7 separate regions of the Mus musculus genome follow, and all the other regions are linked to region 1. The links are chromatin loops, found by intact Hi-C in ENCODE. Cell type or tissue: left cerebral cortex. All regions are shown on one strand.

Region 1 (4,000 bases):
GTGCTAATCTGGGAAGGAAAACAGAGAATGGGGTCGCTGTCAGTTTATGAAACTATTAGACATGTCAACAGTGAGACAGCCACTTTCACAGGGAACCCCGGAGAAAAATTCTCTCACAGTTCTTTCACAAGTTTTCAGATTGCAAAATCCACATAAAATGTAGTTCTCTCATATGCTCATGTCTGCATCTATCCATTAACACTGTCTGGAATGTAACAGGGTTTGCCTGTGGCTCCACTTCCTGAAGTGTGAAGTATCGCCATCCATTTATGTCCCAGGTTTAATAAAACAAATGGAGCCATAAAAGAGAACTACCCACAAAAACTATTAAATGAGAAAGGGCCTTACAGAGGCCATACAATTCAAAGCATTTTTCAACACATTCTACTTTCACAAGTCATTTTTCAATCTACATTTCCCTAAACACCAGCCCTGCTGACTGTATTTTCATAAACTTATTAAAATTCTATTATTCAACTTAGATACTGAGCAGTTGTAAAATCTGAAACTTTAAGTGGAAATGTTTAACGTTTTAAAATTAATATTTGAACATAAGGGGAAAAAAAGAGATCTTTTATAAACAGAAATAATTCCGAGGTCAACATTTCAGCAAATTTATTAAAAAGCACGACAGCACAACTTCACTTTGTGTGATGATCTTTCCCACTAAGAATCACTGCGTCTTTTCAACTGTGCCATAAATAACTACAGAGAAAATTAAAAGGGTTACAGCTTATTAGAAGTCCATCTGCGCTGATTTCTTGATGTTCTCAGTAAAACATACTTGCTTGAAGAGTCAATAAACACCAAAGTTCTAGATCACTTGCCTCTCTGTCAATCACATTTGTTAAGGCATTATGTAATCAAACATTTCTGCCAAAGAGGTGGGGGGACCCACACTACTATACCATTTAGAAGCTAACGTTCCACTCCTAGGGGAGACAATAAGCCCTCAACCTACACTCTAGTGTAGGTTTTAACTAGTTTAACACTGTTCCCTTCCACACTTGCCATATTTTTGTTAGAAAATAACTATTTGAGCATGAAACCACCCAATATATCCCTCCCTACATACTACGTCCCTAAAGATCATTCTATAATCCTTTATCCAAGGCAACCAGTGATGACTTGCCTGGTTCAACTGACCAGGATCTGGTAAGTTTTTTGAGTACCTTGAGTATGCTAATCATTATGCTCTATACCCTCCAACTCTCAAAGTGCCTGACAATGCTTACCGACATCCTTCTTCTGTCTGCAACAGGAAATAGCCTGTCACAGAACTCAGAGGAAAGCTGCTATGATCTAAAGACTCCTGAACACTTTGCTGAGCAGCTGTTAGTAACTCCCAGACGCCTGTTGGGCTACCACTGCAGTTAAATTAACAGTGAATCATCTTATTCCTCTTTAATCCTGCTGTTCTTCCAGAAAACCTAGAGATCTACCTTAAAAATAAACACAGCAGCAAGAAAAATAAGTTACTCTACCTCCAGCACTGTGCCCCAGGAAATCATTTCAGGACCTTTACATCACTGCTTAAACCACACCAGATCAGTTATATAAGACAACGAAGGCTGTAAAAGCATACAATTTTCTACTTAACCTTACCAAACATATTTGCAAGTTTTCAGTAAGTGCTAGAACGTTCTGTGTTTAAAAAAGGTACTGGTGCACTCCATCAGAACTATGCTGCCCAAATCCACGTCACAAATATCCTGCACTTGGTAAATTGTAGGTGTGTTTCTGGTTACCTGCTGCGCTTTCTGCACCCTTTGTCACCCAGTGATGCTCTCAAACAGCATATACTTTCCATCCCTTAAAGCGTCCTCGTACCCCCACAAAAACACACCAGACTTTGACGTTTCTTCATACTAACACAGAACCACTAGTGCCACTAGGTGCTGTGGCTCTCAAAGAATCTCTTCAGCAGCTTCCCCTGGGACAGGGCGCTCAGCCCGGCTCTCGATCGGTAAGAAGCTGCCAGCCGCCTTTGCAAAGGCAACAGGGGCCAACTCCATACCGCATTGCTGCTGCTGCTGCCGCCGCCTACTTTCTTTGGCGGCTTTGGGAAGAGGGGAAATGAGCCCAGTCCCCTACAGACCCCACTGGTCCCTTCGGCAGCACGAAAGAGAAACCACTGCATTGCTCAGCTGGGAAGCTCGCAGGAGCCCACTAAGGGCGAAGAAAGCACAGTAGAGGCGCCAGTCGGTGGACTAGGAAGGCGTCCGAAGTGCGACGACCGGCGCCAAGGCAACCGCTAGGCGCCCTCTCGGGGGATGGGGTCCTGCCGGGAGTCCCGCCAAGCCTGCCCGTCGCCCGCACGGGCCTCACCTGTCAGCAGCGCCTGGCGCTCGCCCGCAGCCGCAGCCGAAGGAGACGCCGCCGCTCCGGCCGATCCCGACGCGCGCCGCCCGCGGAGGTGCCGGGGCACCAGATCGCATCCGTCCGCCACGCCGGCCACCAACAACCCGAAGAGCAGCATTGCTGCCCAGCGCCGCCGGAGAGGGCGGCCCGAGGCCCGGCCCGGTGCCACGGCGGGAGGAGCGCTCACAGGAGCCGCCGGCCACTCGCTCACCGCCAGCTGCCCGGGGCCCGGCCGCCTCGGAAGCGGACTCCCGCCGGGTGCTGACCCGCTCCCTTCACCGGCGGCCCGCGAAGCTCGGCTCGCCGCCGCGTTCATTGGTTCCGGTTATTTAAAAAAAAAAAAAAAAAAAAAAGTGGGGGAGCGCAGTGGTACGGCGTCTTCCGACCCAGCGCGACACCCGCGCAGCTGCCGCGGCGACACCGGGATCCGCTGCTCTGGCGCGGCCAAGCCCCAGCCCAGCGCCCGCGCCGCCGCCGCGGCGCATCCCCCCGCCCCCTCCGGCCCGCGCCCGCCGTAGTACCACGCTCGGCCGGGCCACCTCCCTCCCCTCACACACTCGCTCTCATACCAATCCCCCGCCTCCCTCAGCCCCGCCACGGCGCAGGCGCAACGCCGCGGCACTGCGCGTGCGTGGTCGTGGGCCCCGCCCCTAGGGGCGTTCCCAGACCGATAGGCGGGGCGTGGGACAGCCGCCCAGGCTGTGCTTCAGGAGCCAGAGAAGCTGAGCGGGAGGAAGGAGTGAGTCTCGCCCACGCCGTGATCTGATGATGGGCAGCCTGGAGACCTGGATAAAGCGTATCGACGTCGCAGATCCTCTGAGTGCTTTAACCCCGTGGGTCAAAAAAAACCTTGCAGTGGGAAACAGCGGCCTCCCCTAACTTGGATGTTGGTGGGGGTTACCGGTTGCCAGCTTTGTAGAAGCGGAGGGAAACCCAGCCTAGCTTTGTATTTACTTGACAAACATTTGGCAAAGCGCATACCTTGTGCCAGAGTGCTAGGAATTTCTCTAAGCAATTTACAGTGGCATAGTGTAACTCAATCTCATCGCCATTTTACATGTGACGAAACCCAAGCGCTGAAATGTTAAAATAGCTTAACCAACCCACCGGCCCATAGCTAATAAATGGACATGGCCCGATTTATCAACTACTGAATGGAAATGTTCGAATAATGTGCTCTAGCTTCTTACTATTTTCCATGCTGACACTGAAGGCAGTCACTGCCACTCATCTGCCAAACCACCACTTCTATAGACTGCCAGCTGAACAGGTTGCCCCAACTACAACATAGACTTGACCATTTTGCTTATCTGCAATGAAGCAGTTTTGTGGATGCTCTTGCAATTCTGCTCCAGATCCAATTGATCTAAAAGGGGAAAAGAACCGGAATCTATTTCTTCAAGTAGATGCTACCATTGCAATGGGACTATGTTGTTGTTATTGTTGTTGGCTGTTTTTTTATTTTGTTTCAATTGTGGTAGGAGTCCTCAGGATGTGACCCAGGTAAATGGCACTCAGAGGCAAGCTACATACCTCAGAGACCCATATCAAAGCATTTCTTCAGAAAACCTTTGAAATGTAAAAGGAGGTGTTGAACACACACACATATTTAAGAACTCGAAGCTAGGATTGTTAAGAA
Region 2 (4,000 bases), 100 kb before region 1:
TAACTTGGGGGCCTGCTAAGTTGCTGCGTGCACACACTGATAACAAAGCAAGGTAAAAGGTTCAGGAAAGATGGTTCTCTGACCTCTACACACATGCACTGTCATCTGCACTCTAACGCCACAAACACGCACGCACACATACATACAATACGTGTATACACAAAGAATACATACACAATAAAATAAGAAAAAGATAAAGTGCTTCAAACAGATATATTTATAGTATTTGGTTTCTCCCATCAGCCCCAGCAGTATCTTTCAGATTTAGAATTGAAAGGTTGCATCTACATCTCATTTCTCAACGCCCTCTGGGTGACCACTGACCTGGGGAGTGTTGTTCCCTTCACATTATTATCCCTAAAATTCTTCTCATATTGTGGCAGTTCAACAAATTCTATTAACCACTGCAGGGTATCCTCAAGTGTCCAATTGTGAACTGTAACACAGAAAAGAAGGTATAGTTTAAAGCACACTGCTTTCAAAACTAAGATCTGAACACATCTACATATGGGAGATTAAGTTTTCAATTAGATGTAATAAGTGGTAGTAAAATAGCATCTAGCATCCTATGGTAAGCTGAAAATAGTGAGGCCCACCCCTGTTTTCCCAAATGTGTACAATCTAAAACAGAAAAAAAGACATAAAACAATTAGACAGACTGCAGTAAAACTAATTCTAAAATAAGCATTAATACAGAGTTTTTAAAGGATGAAACAACCCATTTCCATGGGTGTAACACCTTACTAGATATAGACTTGATTGGCACTTTACCTAGCCCATTAATGCATCTAATCAGAGAACCACCCCGTGAGAGTCAGGCCACTGTAAGCACTACAGCATACAGCAGAGAACAGATGGGGAACTTGTTTACCCCTGTGAAACCTAGGTGCCCTGGGCAAAGATTCAGGGGGGGGGGCAACTTAGAAATGAAGAAAGATGGGGGAAGGAAACATTTAAATCATGCTAGTCATTAAAAAATGGGAGGGGGTAAATGAGTGTGTGTGTGTGTGTGTGTGTGTGTGTGTGTGTGTGTATGTGTGTGTGTGTGAGAGAGAGAGAGAGAGAGAGAGAGAGAGAGAGAGAGAGAGAGAGAGGATGTGAATGAGAATGAATTAGGTAAGTCCTCTGGCTTGACTACATCAACTAAAGCCTACAATAAAAGCCATAGAATTCTGAAGATCTGATGTAATCTTGCTGAGCTGTGTTTGGTCTGTATTGTATTGTATTTTAGGAAGAGGCAGAAAGTCAGAGAGGGACCACATTAGGAAAGACTGGATCTGAACACAGGCACACAAAGATAGAAGCTTACTCTATAGCACTTTGAGAGCAACAACCACGAGCAAAAGGATAAACAAGAAGAGACCATAAGAATTAAGTTGGAGGCTTTTCTCGGCTTGCTTGTGTAAAGGGTAAGCTGTTCCAACGGAAGGCTTGAGAAATGGAGAGCTGCATGCTGTCTACACTTAATGTGACGACTGGGGAAAACCACAGCAGAGGGCAAACGGGGCTGAAGACAAGGAGGAAGTGGTAGGTGCAGTGCTGCAGATCCATCTGTGCACAAAGGCTCTAGGAAAAGAGCATTCTCATAAATTATAGAAAATGCTAAATGCACATTTGCATGCAATGTTTTCACACTGCCCTTTTCAATGATCTTTAAAGAAAAAACAAGCAAAGTATAATTAACTAATAAAAACCTTTAAAAACTGTATTGCTAAGTGGCAATTTTATACTGAGACAAAGCTCTTATGTTCTCTTTCTGACACATCTCTACCCTCACACCTGTATATGGGCTGAGCCTGCTGGAGCCACAGAGACAAACAAGTGAGGCTACCAGCCAGCAGCCCAGCCCTAGGGGCCTTCCGCTGAACCTAATCCAGTCAAAGTAGCCTTGTTACACGAAGGCTTCTTCCTTCTGCGATGCATTACATGGAGAACTGCCCTGTCTGAATGCCAAGAAACCCACAGCACAGCTGCAGTGCACACACCCACACAAAACTCTCAGCCAGGAAAACAGGATAAGATTCTCTCTGCCTTTGGATTTTTCAATAGCAAAAAAACCAGTCTAAGCAACCCAACACATCAAGTTTCCAAGGAGACCAGATTCAAAGGAAGAAATGCAAAAAAGCGCACGAAACTGTCCAGTCCTAATACTACTCGACCTGAGTGGACAGCTGTGCTGGTCTAAAATAGCTTTGTTTGTAAAACCAATTCTCTTTTGAATGCATCTTTAAAACAATACCATCCTATCATAAGACAGAGTTACTTGAGGGAAAGAATTGGCTTTCCACTTGATGTCTGGGTTCCTTGCAAACAGCTTTTCTTCTCATTACCAGGACATGAGAAGTTTTGTATTAGCTCCCTCTGCTCCAAATACTCTGCTGGTCTTTCAACCCCTACGGTGGCTCCTTTTTATCCGTCCTCAAAGACCTGATATGAAACCGGTTTGAATCCTATCATCTTCTGTATTTTTGTTGAATCTTCCTTTCTTAGCTAAATTCAGTTCTTCATAAGAACTTTTTTCCCCACAGAATTTAATTAATTTCAATCATCTAGAAGAGAAGGAATTCTTTTAACATCTGCTTTTCCACTAAAGGATGTATAAGTTCCTTACTGAGCACTCATGCACAGTTTGCTGGGTGCCACTTAACTACTGAAGTAGATGAGACTTAAAGAGTGAGTACTGTTCAACCTAGGCTTGTTTGCATAGGAGATCCCCAGTGACAAAGAGCGACCTGAAGCCGCCCCATCCCTCTGCCTACCTGTCACTGACTTTGGAATTGCTTACCAAGTATTTTTGCTCAAAACTGTGCCAATTGCTATAGGCTGACATTTCGGTGATTTTCAGCACACTTGGGAATGGAAAGAGACCGTTGCCAAGAGGTGTACCTGAGTCACAGAGCCACCGTAGCTCTTTAACTCAGGCTAAGTTTTTGAATAAACAGAGTAATAAACTGAGCTACTTTAAAATTCTGTCTTTCTGATTCCGTTATAACAAAAAAGGGCTGTTGTCTAAAGCACTGTAAACTGAACAACCAGCCCGGAACATTTCATTACAGAATGCTGACAGGGAAGATCGAATTCTAAAAATGGCTAGGACACCAATAAAAACTGTTGCTAACATTAACTATGTACTACATACCAGATTTATGAATGTTATTTCATGTGGACACTGTAGCAGCTCTGAAAGCAGTACATTTATTCCCATGCTGAGCCTACAATTTTCTCAAGGTAGAACTCTTAATTAGGTATAAACAAATTAGTAAATGGCCACAGTAGGTTTCAGAGCAAGCTGTTTTTAGAATGGCAGACACTGCACGATCTGCAGCTTCTTAAAGATGCCCTGTGTCCTTGTGGACCCTAACACTCTTCAGCTGAGACTGGCTTTCCCTCTCTTTTCCATTTGCCTGCCTTGTCCTTACTCTCTCTGACTCAAACTAAGAACTCCTTCCTCTAAACATTCTCCCAATGCCCAGTTCAATATTGCATTGGTCTCCTTTGTATTCGTCATCATCTATACATGGATCAACCGTGAGACAAACCAATATACATGTGATGTGACTGTCCTCACAACCTGCCCTCTGATGATGAACACTAAGAGAAGAGGAACTTAATTTTTATTAAAGTGGTTTGCATTTATTTTGTGTGTGTGTACGTATTTATGTGTATAGATATGTGCAAATAAATGTGCACATGTATGTTGTAAGTGTGGAGGTAAAAGGACAATTTTCAAGAGTCAGTTATCTCCTTCTACCTGCAGGTTTCAAAAGTCAAACTCAGAGTTGGCAGCAATCCCCTTCCCCTGTTGAGGCATCTCATCTGCCCAGGACTTATTATTGTCATCCAGCTAATTAAGGAGGTTTTTTTTTCTAAATACACACTTACACATCCATTTCGACATGTACCCTTTAGCTACTGAGAAATGTAGCTGCTATCTCTAGATTCTATAAAGAGACACCTGGCCAAGAGATCATACATTTGATTACACATGTCTATCAACTGA
Region 3 (4,000 bases), 47 kb before region 1:
TCATCTTAAGTGAATTAAAATTATTTCCTTTAGTTAGAATTTTCTACTATTGAAAACCAAAGCCATTCTATAAATGTAATCTATTATCTCTAACCCTATGTTTGTACCTTTCAGAGGAAATGACTCATGGGTAACTTGATTAGTAAGATCATACCTATCTTAACATAATATTTGGGATTTTAACCAGCTCTTCAAGCCACCAAATCCAAGAGTCAGTACGAAGTATATAAAGAAATGTGTCGGCAGTCTTAGAAAAGGAGTATTGCTACCACTGATACTGCCTGACTGAGAAAGCAACTGACAGATCCAAAAAGCATCTATGTCCGGTGGGGAAGGAAGGTTCCAGAGTGACATTCCCAATCTCCAACATACACAATTTCTACCTTACTTATCTTCTGGACAGGGTATCTCACTTCAATTCACATTTCTCTTGAACACACAACTTTTTAAGTGTGAACTTTGCTCTCACAAGCTTAAATTTAGACTCCTATTCCCACATATGTGGCAAGCTTTGGAGAAACCACAGAGCCTGCACAAGGCAGGGCCTGGCTGGTAGAAATGTGTCACTAGGAAGAGCTACAAAAGGTTAGCCACACCTTATCTCTAGTCCTGCTTGCTGCTTCTTGGACCACTGCTATGTTAGATCCACTGCCTAAGTCTCTATCACTACACACTCAACAGTCCACTAGGCCTGTTCCTCCGTAGTAAACTCATGACCTCTGAAAACACAAGCCAAAATGGATAAACCCTTAAGTTGCTTCTGTTAGATATTTGGCAATGGGATTAGCAATGGGAAATAGCCACACCTCTGTGGTAAATATTTTGTGTCATAACTTTACCTCAAATTTGAATAGTCTCACTATCTGCCTCAATGGGTGTCATGTTCAATGGCTTAAATGGCTTAATGCTTAAGTGGTTTAAAGGTATATAAATATTCAAGGCTAAATATTAACTGCAAATCATTTATCTAGCAAATGACTGATTCTAGGTCAAAAGCCACATGCACAATAAGTTTTTAAAAAAGTTAGTTTGATAACCATACAATGGCAGACATCTGTGAGTAGTATATAAATAAGAAGAAAACCTTGCGTATGCCCACAGAAAGAAAATCTTCAAGGTAAAAGTGACATTTGTATTGGTTCTTCAAAGTTCTCCATGAAGACACACACAGGCAAGAACATATGTGGCAAATAGTTACATTAAATACAGTGATAATGGAAATATGAAATGTCTATCATATTATAAAGTATACATAAGAAATTGTGGTTATTTATTTCATCTTGACTAAATAGGCGTTGTTAACATTCAGAGAAAAGACCTGCTTGTAGAAAGATCTAAAGACTATTCTGAATAAAGCAAAAAATAATACATAAAGTCTTCACTGGCAAAGAAGCTCATGTTTGCAGTTTCCTCTGCCAGCACTAGGCTTTCTCCCTGACATACCATGGCTGACCAACTCCCTTCACCCCAGGCTACCCAGCCTCGCCTGTGCTCTCTGCTGGCTCCATGCTCTCCATAGCCCCTGTCACAGTGTGCAGCACTTCCCAGGTTACCAGCCTGGCCTGTGTTCTCTGCTGGCTCCATGCTCTCCACATTCCCTGTCACAGTGTGCAGCACTGTGCCTTTCTCTCCTCACTAACTCCCACACTGAGATGCAGTCATGAAATCACAGGCTTTGTTTTGATCAGTCCTCTCCACACTACCTAGAACAGGATCTGACTCACAGAAATGCTCAAAATTATTTGTTTACTGAATTACTTATTAATTGGCTTTTAAATATAAATGTTTGGAGAAGTCTTTTAAGAAATTACTCAGGGGACTAGAAAGCTAAGTGTATCAACTGACAACTTCTCACCCCTTTATGGTCGAGGGTAAATCTAAACAGGCAGTACAAATTTCATGATTCTGTACTTTGCTCAATTGTTTCATGTTCATCTAAGGCTTAACATGAAGTCTATTCACTCTCAGATATTATTATTTACTTACTGAACAAAATAAACAATACACAATGCAAAAATATCCAACTGCAACTTTAAAATGCTAAGCACAGCCTTCCCAGGGCTCCTTTAGTAGCGAAGGTAACGATAAAGAAACTCTGTGAGGTCAAGGACAGAGACTGTTCTGACCCATACTCCACCTATAATATCACTATAAGATGCATAATAAATGATGTGCTTGAGTTGACACGTCCACAGTTGTCTCTGCTGTGACCTATGAAAGAGATACTTTAAAGGGACAATAAAAGTAAGTTCAGGAAGGAAATAAGATGCACTCTGGAACCCACAAATAATAAAACCCGCTAGCAGGGTGTCAACCAGCAGTGCTCTGGTCTTTTCTGCTCCCCTCTTCTCAAACTCTCCCCACAGCTTCTTGTGGACTGTGGATGGGAGGCAGGGCAAGGACATTAAGCAACAACACTGTGCAGGGCAGGCTCATGCAACAAAGCATGGTTCTCCAATAAGCTAATCTTACTGCCCAGTTTAGAGGAAGAAACCACTATCAACTGAAGGTGGTGCCGTAACAGGAAGTGACTCTGCAGAGACAGCCTGGGCTATCGTCAGTGAAGATCAAAAACACCAAGCCTAGGGTTCTGAGGGGACTACTGGCTCAAGTGAGACACCTGCCCACACCGAGTTCCATCTGCACACTAAGGTGGCTTATGGTTAGGGTGGAAGTGACACAGAAAAGTGTCAAAGGAGAAACTTGTTGAGAACTCAGTTATCTGGTGGAGTACAAATCCTCACTCCAGACAACTTTGTTTTACAATTGTCCACATGTCATTGATGAACATACACACTGTGACATGTAACCACCCAAAGGCTTTACTTTATAAAGCTCACTTTTATTGTTGTACACTTTATGGGTCTGCTTAAGTCACTGAAACACGCAGCCACACTTAAAATATCACAGAGGGTAGTAGGACTGCCTCCCAACCCTGTGTTCTGCCTGTTCATGCCTCACTCCCAACTCCTGGCAAATAGTGATCTTCTTAGTTTTGTCTTCTATCATAGTTTAGATCCTTACTACACAACCTTTAAAGTTAGGCTCCATTTGACTAGAAAACCAGTGACACAGCTCAGTCAATGAGTATGCTACATAAATAAGAACTAAGTACCCTGTTTTAAAAATAAAAGTCTAGGCCCAGCAGAAGGCTGCACCTATGATCCCAACTAGTCAGACAGACACAGGAAGACCCTGGACTTGCTGGACAGCCAACACAGTGGTACATGAAAGCTCCGGGTTCATGACAACCTTGTATCAAAATGTAAGAGTGACTGAAAGACTCTGACATCCACCTCAGGCCTCCACAGCACCCACATTAACTCACGTACATACTTGCACACACACACACACACACACACACACACACACACACACACTCGCAGGAACAAAGAATCATGTTTCTTTATACTGGTTCATTTCCTTTTATGCTAAATAATATCTCATTGTCTGGATGAACCACCTAGTTTATCTGTCCATTCTCTGCTGGTAGACATCTTGGCTGCTAAGCTTTACTATCAAGAACAAAGCTATGTGTAGGTTTTTGTAATTATCCAACTCTTCCAACAAGTGGAATCTCTGGACTTCACAGAAAACTGGTAAGTTTTATAAGAAATGGCCAAACTGCCTCCTAACACCATTTATACCATTGTCCACTGCCAGCAGGGTATGAGTCCCTGGTGTTCCACACTTGGTCAACACTTCCTACCGTCAGCGCTCGTGGTCTTCCAAACTGAGGGTATGACATAGCTCACTGTTTTCACTGGCATTTCACACAAGCATAATGTGGAATGTGTCTTCATATGCTTATCTGAATCTTCTTGATAAGATATGTTGCCTATGTATTTGTCACCCAAGACTGTCTATCTATCATAGCAGTCTAGGCAGTAAATCACAGAGCATAAGCTACAGGGATAAGGATGGACTCACTAGCATATGCTTCCTAGTAGCTAGCACAACGCCCTAGGTTCTGTCCTCCGCATCACAAGAAAACCAGAAA
Region 4 (4,000 bases), 130 kb after region 1:
TCGTTAAATGGGCTTTAAGGGTTTCTGTGTCAAGGGAGGGAAACTGATGGTAGACTGGTAGACATGACATATAGGCTGGTCCACCAAGGGCCTATAATTTGTGGTAATGGAATATGAAGCTCTTCGTGCACTAAGGCTACTACGAATATAGCACATTGTGAGATTATCAGGGAAGGAAAGAAAGCTAGGTTAAGATGGTGTTTAGGTCATTAGGCAATTAAATTTTATGATCACTCTGTGTGCAGGATGAGATGGAAGGGTGTGTGTAGGGTACGTATATTTGTGTGTGTGTGTGTGTGTGTGTGTGTGTGTGTGTGTGTGTATGCATGTAGAGGCCAGAGAGCAAAGCCAGCTGTCTTCCTAGCTCACCCTCTACCTTGTTCTTTGACAATTTAGCTAGGCTGGCCAGCTAGTGAGCATCTGGGCCCAGTGCTAGGGCTATAGGCACGGTGCTCTGCCTGGCTTCACTGGGGAACCAAAGCCAGGCTCTCAGGTTTGCACCACAGGCACTTTATCCACTGAGCCATTTCCTTAGCCCAATAACCTCCTTAGATAAAAAGAAAAGCAATTTTTATGTATTCATTTCAGAAGCAAAGCAGCCCCTTATTGGGGGGAAGAGCCTGATTCCAACACAAGAAAACTGGGCTGTCCTAGGGCAAGAGGTACACCAAGCAGGCAGGGATAAAATCCTGAAGAAATGTTTATTCTTCATAGAAGCAGCAGAATGGCATCACACAAGCACAGCAGGGCAAAGGGATTTTAGTGTGCGGTATTGACTGCCCAGTGAAGAGAAGGGCTGAGGCTAGCTCAGTCTTCAGGGGAGGACAGCACACTGGAATAGTACAGGGGCATGCTGAGGCAGCTCGCAGTAGAGAGACCACAAGAATAGAATAAAGGGGTAATGTAGCACATCTACCACACCGTAATGTTTAAGTGTAGCCCAACTAGAATTCAAAGACCAACTTACTAAAAGAAAGTTAAGAAAATCTGAAAAGATAAATCTATGGCTATGGGTAGCAAGAAGAAGAAAACAACAGGTTTGGCACAAATGGGACAGAGGAGGCAGGAGATGTCAAGAACCAAAAAGACAATGGAAATGCAATCTCTGTCACTTCAGGAGAGGGTTCTGTGATCTGCCTGGGTGCTGACATTGAAAGGAAAGGCAGTAATTAGGACTGCAGAGAAATTAGAAATAATTTTCAACTTAAAATTGGAAATACCAATATAAAATATTCAAATGTTCTTGGAATGATCATGAAAGTCTTCAATAATTTCTCTTTAGAATTATTTAAATGTTACCTCTGATGTATGACTTCGGCGGTGAAGCACTGTTGTATGCAAAGTGGCCCAGTACAGACGTATCCCGTGAAAAGCAAAGTAACACCTGAACATGACATTGGAAAAATCAACAGTGAGCACTGCAACCCAACAACTGATGCTAATTCAATTAATTTTAATTTAATAAGGAGGTGGCGCTGGAGGAGACCTGCTCAGGTCAGTGCTGGGCTTTGCAATGGGAAGAGCGCCCTCTATTGGCACTCCTTCGTTAAATGTTCTCAGAGGGACTCCATGTGAAGGCTGCCCGTTCTCATACATTTCCCTATTTGCTCCCCAGACTTTGAAGCAGCAAACAAAAAAATGCTAACTATGTGCTAATTATCCTATGTTTTATCTGGAAATGAAAATCACATGTGAGAAACTTAACAGATGAGACTACATTGAGGTACCCATGGGCAATCACACACAAGCACAGAGGGGTCTATGAAACTGAAAGCAGACTTAATTGGTGTGCAGTTCATAGCTGGGCATGCCAAGAATGAGGAGAGGTCTCCATTCTTAATAAGGATGGCATCAGCAAAGGAAAGGTTTTCCCAATACAAGTAGAAGCTGGCTGTCCCAGCCAGCAAAGGCACATGCAACTCTATCAAGAGCTAAAACAGAGAGGGTACAGTCAGGACCAGGGCTTCCCAATAGAAGAAACTGAATTGCTGACACTAGCCTTAAATTTGAGGGCAGGAGTCCAGTCCTAGGAAGATGAAGGGACATTTAGAAGACCCAGGAGTCTATAAAAATACCACAAAAACTGGGGTGGGGTGGGAGGCAGAGGGGATGGGCACAGAATGGGGAGTGGATTAGAACCCATTGTGCCAGGGCACTTGTCCATCTAGACATTTTGCTGGACTTTAAACTGGAGCTCCACAGTTTATTAACTGAATGACAAGGGCCAGTGCCTGCACTTCTAAGTATCTGTGTTCTCATATGCAAGGTGAATGTAATAATGCTTCAATCAAAGTGTATTGTGGGGATTAATTGGTATATGGGAAGTGTTTAGAGTAGCACCTGGGATATCACACGATTAAAATGTTCTCTACAGTTATTACTACATTGCTATTAATTCTCTATATTCCGTTATTCTTGGCTCTTAATATATTTAATTTAGGATTTGTATATTTATAATGCTCAACCGTCATGCTTCTTCAACTTAAAACTTTATATATCTCCATTTCTGGAAAATACTCCAGCACTGGATTTTTGAATAATCCCCACTGTTCTCTATTTACCTTTATAGAACTTTATAATTATGACCTACACTTGTTCAACATGCCGTCCTTTTAAGTTATTCTTATCACTCTGAAATACTCTTTGGAGGACATCCACAGATTTCTAAAAATCAGTTGGCTCCCTTCTTTCGCTCTTACTACACGAAGCACAAACCTCAGGGTGAAGTAGGGGTACATCAAAAGAAAGACACAAACACAAAGCTCTGAAGGGAAGTGACAGACAGCAAGTGTGCTAAGTGATGACATCAACTGGTGCATTAAGTAGCAAGCATGGAGCAAGATAAAGGAGGCCCAGAGAAGGGCCTGGCAGTCTATAAGTTCAAGCTATGAGAATAGCAGCCTCCATATTGCACAAAGTAACTCTCTGGGACAACCCTACTACATTTAGCTCATTAATCTATCAATAGATACTGGTTCCAAACTGTGTTTATAGTTTTTCTAAGAGCTTAGATATAAATAGAAGATAAAGATCTAAACACTGGATCAAGCAAAACAGGATCTTAGTGTGGAAAGGGGGAAGTGAACAAAGCTCCCATTCCTAAGAAATTATCTCCAATCGATAGCCACTTACCAAGAAACATTATCTTTCTCCAGTGGAGTCTCACAGGCTATGTTAATACTACTTAAGGGTAGACCCTCTGCCCAGCAGTATATGTCCAACACAAAACAAACTTAATCATATTTTTGTAGATTTTCTTTGTCTAATGTTGCTTTGTTTGTTCCAGTTTTTGTTTTATTTTGTTATTTTGTTTGTTTTTTTTTGTTTTTGTCCTTCTGCTCTTTAGCTTGTATATCATGGCTTCTGATTTTGTGTTTTTATGGGTTCTGTTTTGAGCATGTGTGCCTAGTGTTTTCACTGCTTAATTTTGTTTTAATTGTCACTTCAGATTTGTTTGGTTTTGGAGAGAAAGGGGGGAGAGAGAGAGAAAGGGAGAGGGAGAGGGAGAGAGAGAGAAGGAGGGAAGGAGACAATGAGAATGAGAGAGTTGGGTGGGTGGGAAGTTGATCTGGAAGGGAAAAAACTTGATCAGAGAATATCCTATGATTTGTCAATTAAAATGAAAACAGATAAAAAAAAAAAAAAAAAAAAGAAAGTGGCTACTGAGAAGTGCCCTCTGACCAAACACTGAAAGAGCCTGAGAAACTTACTGAGAGGCTAACTGGGGAAGAGTACCCTGGGAGCGGGAGGCAACAGTTGGAACTTAGTTGAGAGAGGAGGCTCTGGGGCTGTGGAGATGGAGTATATATGCCTAGCAGTAGGAGCAGTTGCCTTTGCATCAATGGGCATGTTCTTAGCACTTAACAGTAAGGAACATTAATGTAACTAACTTACTATAAGAGAGTAAATGCTGGTATTACACAGATACTGCTATGCTGAGAAATACATTTCCTTTCTAGGATAAAAAAATGGATATTAGGTTGTCAATACTGACAATCAT
Region 5 (4,000 bases), 400 kb after region 1:
CTCTAAGAGGCACCCAGAACTGCCAACAGAGCATCTGAAAGATAGTAGCAGCTAGGCAGTCAACATTCCTTTATTATTGTGGGTGTCCAAGCAGATCCATGAGCAGCAAGAATTAAACCCAAGTTGGGGGTGACTCAATGACAACACCCCTGGTGGATTGGTAATTTACAAAATATGCCTGCTCAAAATGTCAAAGCCCTATCTTAAGGGTTGCGGACCTAAGTACTAAACGCACTAACACACTACTCCATTCTTAAAACATGACCCACAACCACAGGATGCAACAGAAAGTATATCGTGAGCTTTGTGCATGGAGGGATGGATATCAAGGAAACTAAGTAAAATAGCTCTATATTTTACTATTTACAAATCACTCACATCTTGTTTTATTAGACCTTTAATTTATAATTTCACCGGTAAAACAGTTACAATGTGCCTGGCAGGTAAATACAATGAAAGCATAATTCCCTATTTTACAACTAATGATGAGGAAATTACCAGTGAGCAATCTTTCCTAAAGATGAATTTCCCTATAGATCATTAATTTGAGTCTGTGGTATGGACAAAAAACAAAACAAACAAACAAACAAAAAAAACCAAAGCAGTACACAGTGCCCTAAGGTTTCATGTACATTTTTATGTATCCAAGAATTGAAACACTTAAAAATGGAACTAGCTGGGCTTGGTGGTAACACATCTATAATGCCAGCAGATCATGACGTTAAGCCATCTTGGGCTACAGACAAAGTTGTGCCTTCCTACATGTAACTATGTGACGAGGTCAAAGGACAACTTCCGGTGTCATTCTTCAGACTTTTTTAAAGACAGGGTGGGGGTCTGTCTGCCTGTCTCTCCCTCTCCCTCTCCCTCTCCCTCTCCCTCTCCCTCTCCCTCTCCCTCTCCCTCTCCCTCTCCCTCTGGCCTGAAACCTCTCACCAAGGTGACTAGGATGATTGGCGAATAGAGCTCCAAGGATCTACTGTCTCAACCTCCCCACTAAAATCTAAGCTATCTCTCAGGCCGAAAGTCTTGTCTTTGAGTCTTTGAGTAAATAAGTAAATAACCTCTCAAGAGCTACTTGATAACCAAGCACACTGAACCACAATGTGAAATGTGCACTTGTCATTACTGGATAAACGATGCATAGCAGTATTTCCTATCGTCTTAACACACATCTTTATGAACCTCACTATGTTTTCTAATACTATGTGACAGCCTGAGGCTGACGACATCAACTCCTTTGGGGACACCAGCAGCAGTTTCCTGACAGAATCATAAACTAGAGATACATGAGCATTTTTTTCCTTCAAAAAAATTTATTTGTTTATTTATTTATTTATTGTGAGTACACTGTAGCTGTCTTCAGACACACCAGAAGAGGACATCTGATCCCATTACAGATAGATAGCTATGAGCCACCATGTGGTTGCTGGGAATTGAACTCAGGACCTCTGGAAGAGCAGTCAGTTCTCTTAACCACTGAGCCATCTCTCCAGTCCCAAGAGTATCTTATTACAAGAGTAATTTTATACACTAAATTCAGACTATATAGCCAAGTTAATTCATGTTTTAAAGAAATGTAAACCTGTTTAAAATTTTTTTCTGACTCCTTATCAAGTGCTGGGCACACCTGTGAATATAATATATAAATGATTAAAAGGAAATGGTTTGAGTATACTAATTACACTACAATTTAATTGCATACTTCCTAGAGAATTATACCGGGGGCTGAAAAGATGGCTCATTGGGATGCTGACTGCTCTTCCTAGAGGATCCAGGTTCAAATCCTAGCACACACATGGCAGCTCACAACTGTGTGTACTCCCATGTAGATCTGACATCCACACAGACATATATGCAAGCAAAACCCTGATACACATAGAACAAAAGTAAAATTTTAAAAAGCACCAAAATAAATAAAATACAAAACTTAAAATAAAAGCGAATGACACATACCAACAGCATGGAACTTAGCCTGACATATCTGGTTAAACTATTCCTTGATCTCGGCCTCAAAGAATAACCTGTATTTTTTTCCCAAACTCAGGGAGGCATTAAACTGCTGGGCCTATTTTGGTTGGAACTCAAAGTTCTTAAATATGAGTATTAAGATGAAAGAAGGACAATTTAGTTGAAGAAGGAACCATGAAATAGCTATGAAGAACCTGCTACGATAGCAAAAAATATTTTTCTAAAGCATTAAGCATGTGTGTTGAATCTACTAAACACTTGCCCATGATTTCATTTAACTGTCACAACCCTTTAACGTGGGAATAATTATCTTCCAACTGTTGGGAGAGAAAAGGATAGGCCAGCCTGATAATATTACAAAGATTTAAGTGGAAAGAAAAATAGAATTGGAACCCAGCACAGAGCAAATAGAACTTTAAAGCCCTCTAGCCTGCTGCCTCTCCTAGTGAAGACTGTAGGGGGAGCCATTGAAAGCTTTTTGAACTAGAGTGATTGATTCACTGCTCAGAAACACTGCAGTTGCCATGGAGAAGCTACGGAATCTAGAGGTGAATCTAGAAGGGAAAAGGGTCCTGTGGTAAACTAGGTGAGAAGCGACGTCAGCATGCACTGTGTCATTACAGATTAAAAGGGTTCCTTAGAAGGTAAAACTACCAGTTCTTAGTAATTAGAAAAACAGTAAAGGCTCAACTATGAGCACACATGTAATCCCAGCACTGAGAGGCGTAGGCAGGTGATCTTAAGTACCAGGGTGGCCCGGGCTGCATGGTGCAACCTGTCTCAAAGGTTCAGAAGGAAAGAGCTAGTGAGAGAGGAAGCCCAAAACTTTGACTGGGGAACTAGATGACACCAGACTATCAACTACCAAAATAAAGGAACAATGGGTTTCATCAGGAAGTATCTACAGCATGTCAAGTGCAAAAAAACTTCCCCTAAAACCAAGAGCCAAGTCTAAAATCATGTCTAGTGATCAGAAAATATTCTTCAAAATACCAAAAATATAAGACAGATATAAAACTTTTCAGGCTAAGAGTGCAAAAAATTACTTTGTACTATCCTTTTAAAAGTATTGCTACAATAAAATTTTAAAATTAAAATATAAAAAATTAAGTATTACTACATACAGAAATCAATAAAGGGCATTCCATAATTTTACAATGTTTTAGTCTGATATACCTTCCATCTCTTTGTTTCTGCTTGACACTCTCCCTCTAAATTTATATCTTTTATACAAACTTCAATAACACATAGTTGTTTTTTTTTTCTTTCATTTCACTGTCACTCCTTTAACTTGCCAAGAACTTAGTTCATAACCTCCTACTTGACTTCCTATAAAATGACCTACATCAGCTCATTCCAGTAACAGTTCCTAGACCTTAAGCACACTGTTCATCCAAGGGGGCTCTACCTAGGGCAGGGTGCACCTCTACAGATGTGGCAAGTTATTCCATTCCCATTCTGCACAGTTAGGAAGCTGGCAGAGGAAACAACATATCTTGGAAATAATCACAAAGCCAAATGCCAAAAATAACAATTTTTAGTCAATCCATGAGAAAATACTGCCCCTAGCTGAAATAACATGAATCTAGTATTAGGAGGAAGCAAAATGCAAAATAGTGCTTGCTTTCAAGCCAAGTCTTATTTCAAAAACTAAGTAAACCTCAGAATTAAAACAGGTAAGACCTTTAGAACATAACCATTTCCTTCTAACGCTGGACCCATCCATAATACCAACGATTATCTAAGGAATCACAGCTGGCCATAGCAGCTTTTTACTTGTATATTTTACCCACTTAAGAGATCATACAAGTCTGTGAGTATACATCAAGAAGTAACTTTTACCTAAACTTAACTGTTTAAAACTGAGTGCCTAGACGTATGTAATAGAACGATTCCCCACAAACATGTCGGGGTAATAAGTTTAAAGATGAAATAATACTCAGAAAGGTACCCAGCCACCGTTCATTATATTTCCAAATGCCCACTGTCTAAGTTAAGGCACCATTTTTATTTCACTCCTAGCCTTTGG
Region 6 (4,000 bases), 110 kb before region 1:
CCACGGTCCCTGAAAAATACAAACCAATGAAAATGCTCATAGCCACCAATGTCCCTTAACTGTCTTCTCCCAAACGTATACACGAGAACTGATGTAAAATATCGGTTTAATGTTTATTCAAGCAACTACATCAACAAATGCCCTTCTCTACAACCAATGGAAAAATTATTACAAATGTATTAAAATGGTAACAGAAGTAAAACTAAAATAAATGAACACCAATGTAGTTTTGCTATAAAAAAAATCTAACACTATTAAAAAGAACTTAAACTGCTATTCAAAATAACCCTTAGATTTAAAGTCTCTATCACACACTTAGAAGAAATGATAAATGTTTATGAACACTCATACTGGATCAGGAGGAAAAACACTGTATAAAGTATCAATGGATAGTCTTGACGTATCACAACCTATCTGACCTTTAAGAAGGTTTAAATGAAGACTACACAGTCTCTCAGCTGAAACCAAAGCTTGCTTCCTGAACACAGGTCCTCAGGAAGCCTGTGTCTTAGGTCTCCCTGTGTCTACTGCCTATCTAAGACCCATGCAGGTGGAACAAAAGAATGGTCCTCTGTTTCTTTTCCTACACTAAAGCAGCCCAAGAACAACCTTCTCAAGCTAGCTCGTCATGCATGCGGCATCCTTCCTGTGCCACAGCACCAGGAAAGGAGCACGCCTTCATTAAATGGGCTCAGACAGCAGCAGGCCTCAGGCTGCACACCAATGCTCTCTTCCCCAGGACTCAGCTCTAGCCAACCCATCCAATCATCATCACAGTGAATGAGTTTATTTCTAGGATCCAGCTGACACTCAATCAATCAAGAGTTTTGACCTTTCCTGTCTGCTCTGACCTTTTGTCTTGCCAATTACATTATGAAGAAACCACAAAGCAAGAAATGAAATAATTCTCCTACTAATCAGAAATTAGAGATTACCTAAAGAGAAACCACACTAATTTGACTGAGGATAAATTTCTCACCAGGAACTTGAAAACACTTTGGAGAGTATACAGAATGAAATTAATCTACACCGTTATCTAGTTAAACTGTTACTTTTCAGTAAAAGTGTCAATAAGGATATTTTCTTCTAATTTGCTTAACAAAATACTAATCAATGCTATATTTTCAAAAAAGAACAAAAAAGGAAAGAAAGTGAAACAGAATGATAAGCAGGTAATTATTTCTAAATAATGAATGCAAATGTAACAAAATGATGGCTATGAGTGACAGCCCACATATCAGAACACAGCAGACAAGACTAACACCAAATGAAGAGTTTCTAAATCACATTATGTTAAGCCCCTAAGTGGTGAGAGTGTGATAGAAGGGGATAGGGAAGACAGAGGGAAGCAGAGTGGGACAACAAACCTTGTAAGAGCCTCAGGATAAAACAGATGAGGGAAGCAGGCTGCACATTTGCATTACATATCCCCAAACTATTGATGAAGTGAGTTTAGGAACAGTGCAGTATTGTTTCGTATTCATCCAGGCTACAGAACTAATCATGCCAAGTGTGAGTGAGGAGACAGAAGCAGGACTCATAAACACTGAGTATGCAAACAAACAAAACCCCTTTGAAGGCAATTTGGCCATGAGATCCTTGCCTAATGATCAAAAATCATTCAAAGGGTCCAGAGAAATTCTTAGAGCTGTGCATAATGTATAACATAACAATTTGTGTTTCTACTATTGTTTTTAAAAGAAAAATATACAAGGAATCTCAGTGGGAAAGGAGAGAGCCCATGTTACTAAGTATATAAACAAGCTTCGGTTGTCTCATGTTAAACAATCACAGTAAATCTAACTTGGATAAGCACAGAAAAGCTCTGAAGCACATTTTGAGCAAAGAAGTTGAAAAATGATATCTATAATTTGATGATACTTATGTAGGTGGTGTAAGTATGCAGCAATGGTATATATTAGATATTACATATGTAGAGGAAGCATGTTCTAATGGGCTTTAGAAAAGCACAACTTTAGAAGAGGGAAAGAGAGATGATATGGTTCATTTCAGAAAAACAAGTAAGACAACCTGTTTACTTTTGTAGTGGATGGGCACAGGCTTCAGTGACCTTAAGAATGTTCAAAGGGCTTTATGAGAAGTTTGGAATACATTACTACTACATTCTACTCTGAAAGGATTTAGCAGATACTTAAAACCTGGGGAAGGAGGAGTAATTCCATCCTCTATTCATCAACTAACAGTTTCTGGGGTTTCTTCATGTAAAACTACAGACAGTCTTATTATGTGTATTAGACTCTCTTCCTTTGCGATTTACCTTCAATAAGTGTGCTTACTGGGCATTGTTTCAAGCATAAGGAACACATAGCCAATAAAGAGATCCTTAAATGAAGCACCTTCATCCTACCATAGTACACTTCAGGCTAACAGCCTTTGTTTTATAAAGTTCAGGACTTACAAAGCAAAATGGAGCACCCTACGTGGCCACTAGGTGGAGGCACAGCTCTCCAATTCTATGAGCGATCAGATTAATTTCTAAAACTTCCTATAACATTTCAAACCAGCTCTTGTACTTTTTCACACTTACAAGTATAAATGTCTATGTATATTACCACAGTTATTTAAAACATATGCCAATTATTCACATTTAGTGTATCTTCTTTTAATGGATCAAAAAAAAGTAAATAAAAATAAAGTTTTGCCATTTCCAAACTCCCAAAAGTGCTTCTAAAAAGGCAAGAAAAAGATTTAACTAAAGAAATTGATCTTCCTCAAGCACAATTATGATTCTCAACAATTACATATTTTAAAGAAAAACTATTTTTAAAAGGCTTAGTTTTCAAATAAATATGCACTTATGATTTCAGTGTTATATAAGAGCACATATATAAGCCAATAAGCAAATAGACAAATTCAAATTGCAAGCCAGCTTGAATACAGACGCAACTCAACCATCACCAGCTCATAGTCCAGACAAGGAGACAAATGAGGTCTCCTGCTTCCAGTGTTCCCCAAACTTACAAGCCAATGCTCTCCCTGGGAGAGTTACTGCCTCCTCACCCCACTATGCCAGTAACAGACTCAAAGCCAGGGAAAAGACAAAAGCGGTCCCACTGACCGGGAGTTATCTGTCAGATTAAGAGCTGGATTTGATCACAACTCTCTTGTATAATCAGAACTGTTCTAACAGTCTCAGGAAAGCTGCAACATTGAACAGAAAAGGCCAAACTGGAAATTCTCAGATAAGATGGCTTGACTGTCATCAAAATCTAATAGTTTGAGATGTCAGTCAACCAAGAACTAAGCTAACAGAGTTAGTTCTCCACTCTTCAGAGCTTCATTCTATTGACATGATAAAAAAAAGAAGTCCTAAGTATTGGAAAAATAGACCAGGCAAGCGGTAATAAGGGTAAAGAATAATTTCTAATATAAAAACCTGTAAACTGAAAACATCTGTAACTGCAGAAAGTCAGGAGTTCAAGCATTCAAATTTTATCTTACCAAGATTGTTCTCTACAAAGTAAAACACAAAAGCAGAGCACGCAACACTACGCAATATTAACACACACAAAAGCAGAGCACGCAACACTACGCAATATTAACACACAAATATTAATAACAAATATTAATACAAAAGCTCCCTTCCGAAGGACTCACATTCTAGAAAAACATTACGCTGGCGTACAAGTACAGTCCTAATACTCAGAAGGCTAAGGCAGGAGGCTAGCCTGAGCTACACAGCAAGGCTCATCTTAAAACAACTAGCACATCTTACGTGCATGCATATATGTTTGATACATACACATATACAGATCACATCTAAGTTTTCATAAACAAGCACAGTTGAATTTTGCTGAAGACAGAAAGACTTAGTTCTCCATGAGTTAAGCAGAACAGGGCAACACTATTAATAAAAGAATGCACTGAAAAGCAAAACAAAAATATTACCAAAAAAAAAAAAAAAAAAAGGAAAGAAAGAAAGAAAAGCCTTGGGAATGGGACAAACCATAAGCTGACAGAAGAGTCAAGCACTGACTAC
Region 7 (4,000 bases), 53 kb after region 1:
AATGTATGGCGGGTGGGTGAAGGCTATTCCCAGCAGAGAGAACAGCATGGCAGAGGGCCAGAAACTTGACGAGCAGACAGTGTTCCAAGAACTGCCTATAATTGAGTGTGGCTGGTGGATAGAAAGAAGGCAAATCAGAGGGTTCTGGGGAAGGGGAGGGGGAACGGACTGTGAACAGAGGCCTTGAGCATCAAGGGTTTTAATGGCCCTTGCAAAGGAATTCAGTCAGTTTAAGATTCCTGTGGGGCCTGTTTGGAAGGGGCTGTCATTCAGGCCGGAGGCTTCTTGGTTTGAGTTCTCACACAGCACAGTCTGAGACAGAGTGTCCTAGGCAGGTGGTTTCATTAGGAAGTGATCCTGGGACAAGCTGTCAGAGCCGTGCCTGCTATGGTTTGGGTGTGCACCTTCCTTATGCAAAGGTATATAACATCCCTGGGAGGTGCTGTGGGCCTTTAAGAAGCAGTGCCTCGTGGGAGGTCCTTAAGTCGTTGAAGGTGTGGGCTGTGAAACCTCATTCTTTTCTTCTTTTTCTGGCTCACTGACATGCTGTCATGATCTCCTGCTATCTATGTCTGGAAACTTCAGTAGAGGCTCAAAATAATTGGGTTGCCCAAGCATCGATTTGAGCCTCAAAAACTCAGGGCTAAACATGCTTTCATTTCTTCATTAGTATGTGTTAGGTATTTGTTGTGTCACTACAGACATGGCTAGTGGAGTGGGGGGTAGCGGTAGGTCAGGAAGTGATTCAGGATCAGGAGGGCTGGCAACTCAAGATATACCAGCAAGTAGCTTGTTGCTGTGAGGAGCTCAAGTCAGACCTCTGGAGAACTGTAGAAGTGCTTTGGACTCATCCTCGCCAGAATCAAAATGGCCCAGGAATCACTCACCAGGTCCCCTCCACTTTCCATTGAAAGCTGTTCTTTTGGGCCTGCCCTGTGTGACACACTCAGGAGAAAACCCCCTCAGACCATCATAGATGCTTGAAGAAGCCTTGGCTGGTGATAGGGATGTGGGCAGGACCTGAGCGTCTGCTACATATCTGGTTCTGCAGACAGGAGCTCATGGAGGGTTTAGGATCTTCACTATTGTAATGAGTCAGGGAAGGAAAGACGTGGTTACACTTCAGGGGATGACGGAAGAGAATGTGATGAAGGGAAGATTCACGGAGGTGTGGGTAGGCTGGCAGAGCCACAAGGAACAGGGGGTGCCCCTTACGTTAACACCAGTGGGAGGCCAGTCAGCTGCTGCTGCTATGCTGCCCCATCGGAAGAGGCGGTGCCCCACCTTCTCCCTACTCAGGTGGGGCAACTCTGCGGCTGGTCCTGTTTTCCAGAGCTCTGAGCCCGGCTGCTCCTCTACGCAAATTCATGCCCATCTGTATGCCTTGTGATGTTACCCTCCTTTCTCCTAACCCACCTCCCCACTCCCCTGCACCATCCTTCCCAGCATCACCTCCCAGTTAACCTACTTGGTGCACAAAGGTGAGCACTGCACTGGAGTCAAGAGAAAGAGGTTGCTCAATAAGGGTGTCACTTAGATAGAAAACTGCAGCGCTGCCAAGTTACAGCTTGGGTGGCAGGAAGCTGAAGGCAAAAAAACACTCTGTGCCTTTTCTTGTCCAGTTCCTCAGCCTTGGGTACTAAGAGCCAGAGGACAAGGAAGCCCCAGGACATGCTTGGTCCAAGAGAAGCATCTCCTGGGGCACTGAGGAGGGAGAGACGGGGAAGACAGTTGGCAATGCCCTTCTTTCACACTAGAGTGTGTCTTTGTAACCTCCCCATCTCCAGACATGTGCCAGAAAACACAACTTCATGAATGCACCAAGTTACTCAACAGCACCTTCTGTCTGTGGGTTTTTAATCACTCAGTCTTCACTGGCCTCAACATAGCTGGATCATACGGGCAGAGAAGGTGTTGATAGCCATTCTCTACTGAGCCAGGGCCTGAACCTTATCTGCCTTCGCAATCAAAGTCAAGTGTTCACTTCAGAACATCATGTGTTCCCAACAGACAGAAAGGGATTGCTACTGGGCAATGAGTGAGTCATTCAGGTCACCCTAATATCTTTATAATAGTTCAGATTATAAATTATTATCAATTTATGAATTATAAATTATTTGCAGCCAGAAATCAAATGCTTGATTTCCACAGATCATGCTTAGCCTTAAATTTCTTAATTTGACAATGACCAGAGTTAATGTGAGACTCTAAATGGGACCTAAGGTGAGAACATCTTACCTCATTAGCCAGAAGTTCACACCAGTCTCTACGGGGAGAAGGAGGCTGACGCAAATCAAATTGTTGAGTCCCAACTGCACATATGCTAGCATTTCACAGCCAGACAGATCAGGGTTATCTTGTGAAAGCTTACACAGCTTGATAGGGTGGACCCAGGAATGGCATATATGTCACAGTGACTCATGTCACCATCTTTTGTTTCAATATAGGTTTCTGATAGAGCACTGCCCAGAAAGTCACACTATGTATGTCAAGAAACACAACAGAAGTGATAAGCATCCTTAGAGGGATCATTTCAGAGCCTTCACAGTGTGAGGATGCTTCTTGCAGTGCTATGACATCTGCCCTACTGTCACCAGCGGGCTCTTGGGTGATGGCACCTGGCATCAGCAGCTGGCTTGTGAGCCCTTGTTCACTGCACAACCTTGGGGAAGTTGATCAAGCCCCTATAACTCAGTTTCCCCATCACCAAATTGGAGTGAATGGTCACTCTCAGGGTATAATAAGCACGGAATGAAATCAATGGTGCCAGGAATGGAGTAGAAGTTCGGTAAAAACCAAATGTGACCATTTGTTTTGGTCTGCATCACCCCTGTCCACCTGATAGTTTTGTTGAAAAATGCCCTCAACCCATAGCTTGCCACACCAAATACAGGGTTCACCAGGGGAGGTCAAGCAGTATGGGAAGAGAACAGAGGCGAGAAGGAGATGGGGCAGGGAGGGGTGCTGCAGCAGCTGGGTGCTTTTTGTGCCTTGAATGAATGGCACTACATGTGGATAGGACCAAATGAACTGGCCAGACAAGTGGCATGTTGAGGGTGCAGAGTCTTGACAAAAGCATAATTTCCTCTGTGGTTTCTCTAAGCTATTTTTGCCTTTGCCAAATGACCCCCTTGGGAAGAAGAGCTCTCTTTCTGTCTCTCTGTCTCTCCCTCACTCCCAGCTTCTCTCCAAAGTTTGAGAGGGGAAGTAAGTTTCCCAGGAGAGGGTGGGGCAGGAGATGGGGCACATTGTGAGCCCAGCAGCAGAGAGTCAGGCACTTGGAATCTTCCAGACAATAGATGGCATGATATGAGTTTGGTTATGAAAGAATGTCCTTTCTCCTGGGCAGAGGACACCGTCTTGGTGGCAGGTGATGGCTCTTGGGTCATGTTGAGCTCGAGTTGGTCTGTGGCAAGGTGGTTGCTTTCTAAGTTCTAAGGTGATGGTGGGGAGACCTCTGAGTCCCAATTCCCTCCTGAGAGAGCCCTGTCTTGAACAACCCCAAAAATAAAGATGTTCACACTGTCCTGGGGGTTCAGAATGCTTGGAAAGGTATCTGATCACTTCCTTATTTATTCTCCCTCACTAACTCAGAAACTCATTCTTTCAAAAGTTCTAAACAAGTGAAATATAAATTCAAATGGTTCCGAGAGTTGGTCTCTCTCTCTGCAGGCTGCTCCCAGGACAGCTCTCCCACAGCTCTCCCTAGCTTCTGGCTTTACAGAGACCATCTCTGTGACTCCTTGGCTCAAAGCTGCACAATTCAGTCTCCGCCTCTTTCATCCCAGGTCTCTTTTCTTTGTGACTGTGTCTGTACTGTGTCTCATATGGTCTTCTAGAAGACCTGATTTGATTCCACATGGCCTCATCTTAGTTGTATCTGCAGAAGCTCCTCCCAAGGACACACGTCGAGTCTATGAGGACATGCGTCTGGTGGGAGCAGTGCTACTGAATTCAGTACAGGTGACTTCTTTATGCGAGGCTGCCTTACACAAAGATG

What was found. Hi-C counts contacts between places; a loop is a spot of excess contacts. Peaks named below come from ENCODE experiments on the same cell type or tissue, not always from the same donor. Only the 100,000 strongest peaks of a DNase experiment are listed, where the experiment ranks them.
Region 2: a loop joins it to region 1, with 5 times the contacts of the local background. A loop is called at or near these places in 23 of 42 quality-filtered maps.
Region 3: a loop joins it to region 1, with 2.0 times the contacts of the local background. A loop is called at or near these places in 8 of 42 quality-filtered maps.
Region 4: it touches region 1 in a loop (5-fold over the local background); 15 of 42 quality-filtered maps call a loop at or near these places.
Region 5: a loop joins it to region 1, with 4 times the contacts of the local background. A loop is called at or near these places in 3 of 42 quality-filtered maps.
Region 6: a loop joins it to region 1, with 3 times the contacts of the local background. A loop is called at or near these places in 20 of 42 quality-filtered maps.
Region 7: it touches region 1 in a loop (2.6-fold over the local background); 14 of 42 quality-filtered maps call a loop at or near these places.

What each region holds. Positions count from the first base shown.
Region 1 is chr5:53,997,363-54,001,362 of GRCm38, reverse strand. Stim2 (stromal interaction molecule 2) reads right to left here and starts at 2,840. Exons shown (of 12, transcript NM_001081103.2): 1 at 2,329-2,840. The coding sequence starts at 2,479. In left cerebral cortex, CTCF peaks have their summits at 1,916 and 2,927; DNase peaks (open chromatin) are centred at 915, 1,411, 2,178 and 3,004; H3K4me3 peaks cover 2,917 bases; H3K27ac peaks cover 2,364 bases.
Region 2 is chr5:54,099,011-54,103,010 of GRCm38, reverse strand. It overlaps Stim2 (stromal interaction molecule 2), which reads right to left. Exons shown (of 12, transcript NM_001081103.2): 4 at 325-436. Among named protein-coding and RNA genes, the nearest start is that of Stim2, 100 kb to the right of the region's middle. In left cerebral cortex, no CTCF peak of the experiment used is centred here; DNase peaks (open chromatin) are centred at 1,458 and 1,961; H3K27ac peaks cover 1,312 bases.
Region 3 is chr5:54,044,240-54,048,239 of GRCm38, reverse strand. All of the region lies in intron 1 of Stim2 (stromal interaction molecule 2), which reads right to left. Among named protein-coding and RNA genes, the nearest start is that of Stim2, 48 kb to the right of the region's middle. In left cerebral cortex, no CTCF peak of the experiment used is centred here; a DNase peak (open chromatin) is centred at 1,591; H3K27ac peaks cover 329 bases.
Region 4 is chr5:53,869,637-53,873,636 of GRCm38, reverse strand. It overlaps Tbc1d19 (TBC1 domain family, member 19), which reads right to left. Exons shown (of 21, transcript NM_144517.4): 14 at 1,300-1,384. Among named protein-coding and RNA genes, the nearest start is that of Gm40305, 56 kb to the left of the region's middle. In left cerebral cortex, a CTCF peak has its summit at 1,538 (motif pointing left); a DNase peak (open chromatin) is centred at 1,532.
Region 5 is chr5:53,592,976-53,596,975 of GRCm38, reverse strand. All of the region lies in intron 1 of Rbpj (recombination signal binding protein for immunoglobulin kappa J region), which reads right to left. Among named protein-coding and RNA genes, the nearest start is that of Rbpj, 4.5 kb to the right of the region's middle. In left cerebral cortex, CTCF peaks have their summits at 2,419 (motif pointing right) and 3,541; a DNase peak (open chromatin) is centred at 2,464.
Region 6 is chr5:54,111,928-54,115,927 of GRCm38, reverse strand. It overlaps Stim2 (stromal interaction molecule 2), which reads right to left. Exons shown (of 12, transcript NM_001081103.2): 11 at 1-9. Among named protein-coding and RNA genes, the nearest start is that of Stim2, 120 kb to the right of the region's middle. In left cerebral cortex, a CTCF peak has its summit at 2,443 (motif pointing right); a DNase peak (open chromatin) is centred at 2,445.
Region 7 is chr5:53,944,074-53,948,073 of GRCm38, reverse strand. The region is part of intron 2 of Gm40305 (a long non-coding RNA gene); the gene reads right to left. Among named protein-coding and RNA genes, the nearest start is that of Gm40305, 18 kb to the right of the region's middle. In left cerebral cortex, no CTCF peak of the experiment used is centred here; DNase peaks (open chromatin) are centred at 41, 489, 1,146 and 1,524; H3K27ac peaks cover 422 bases.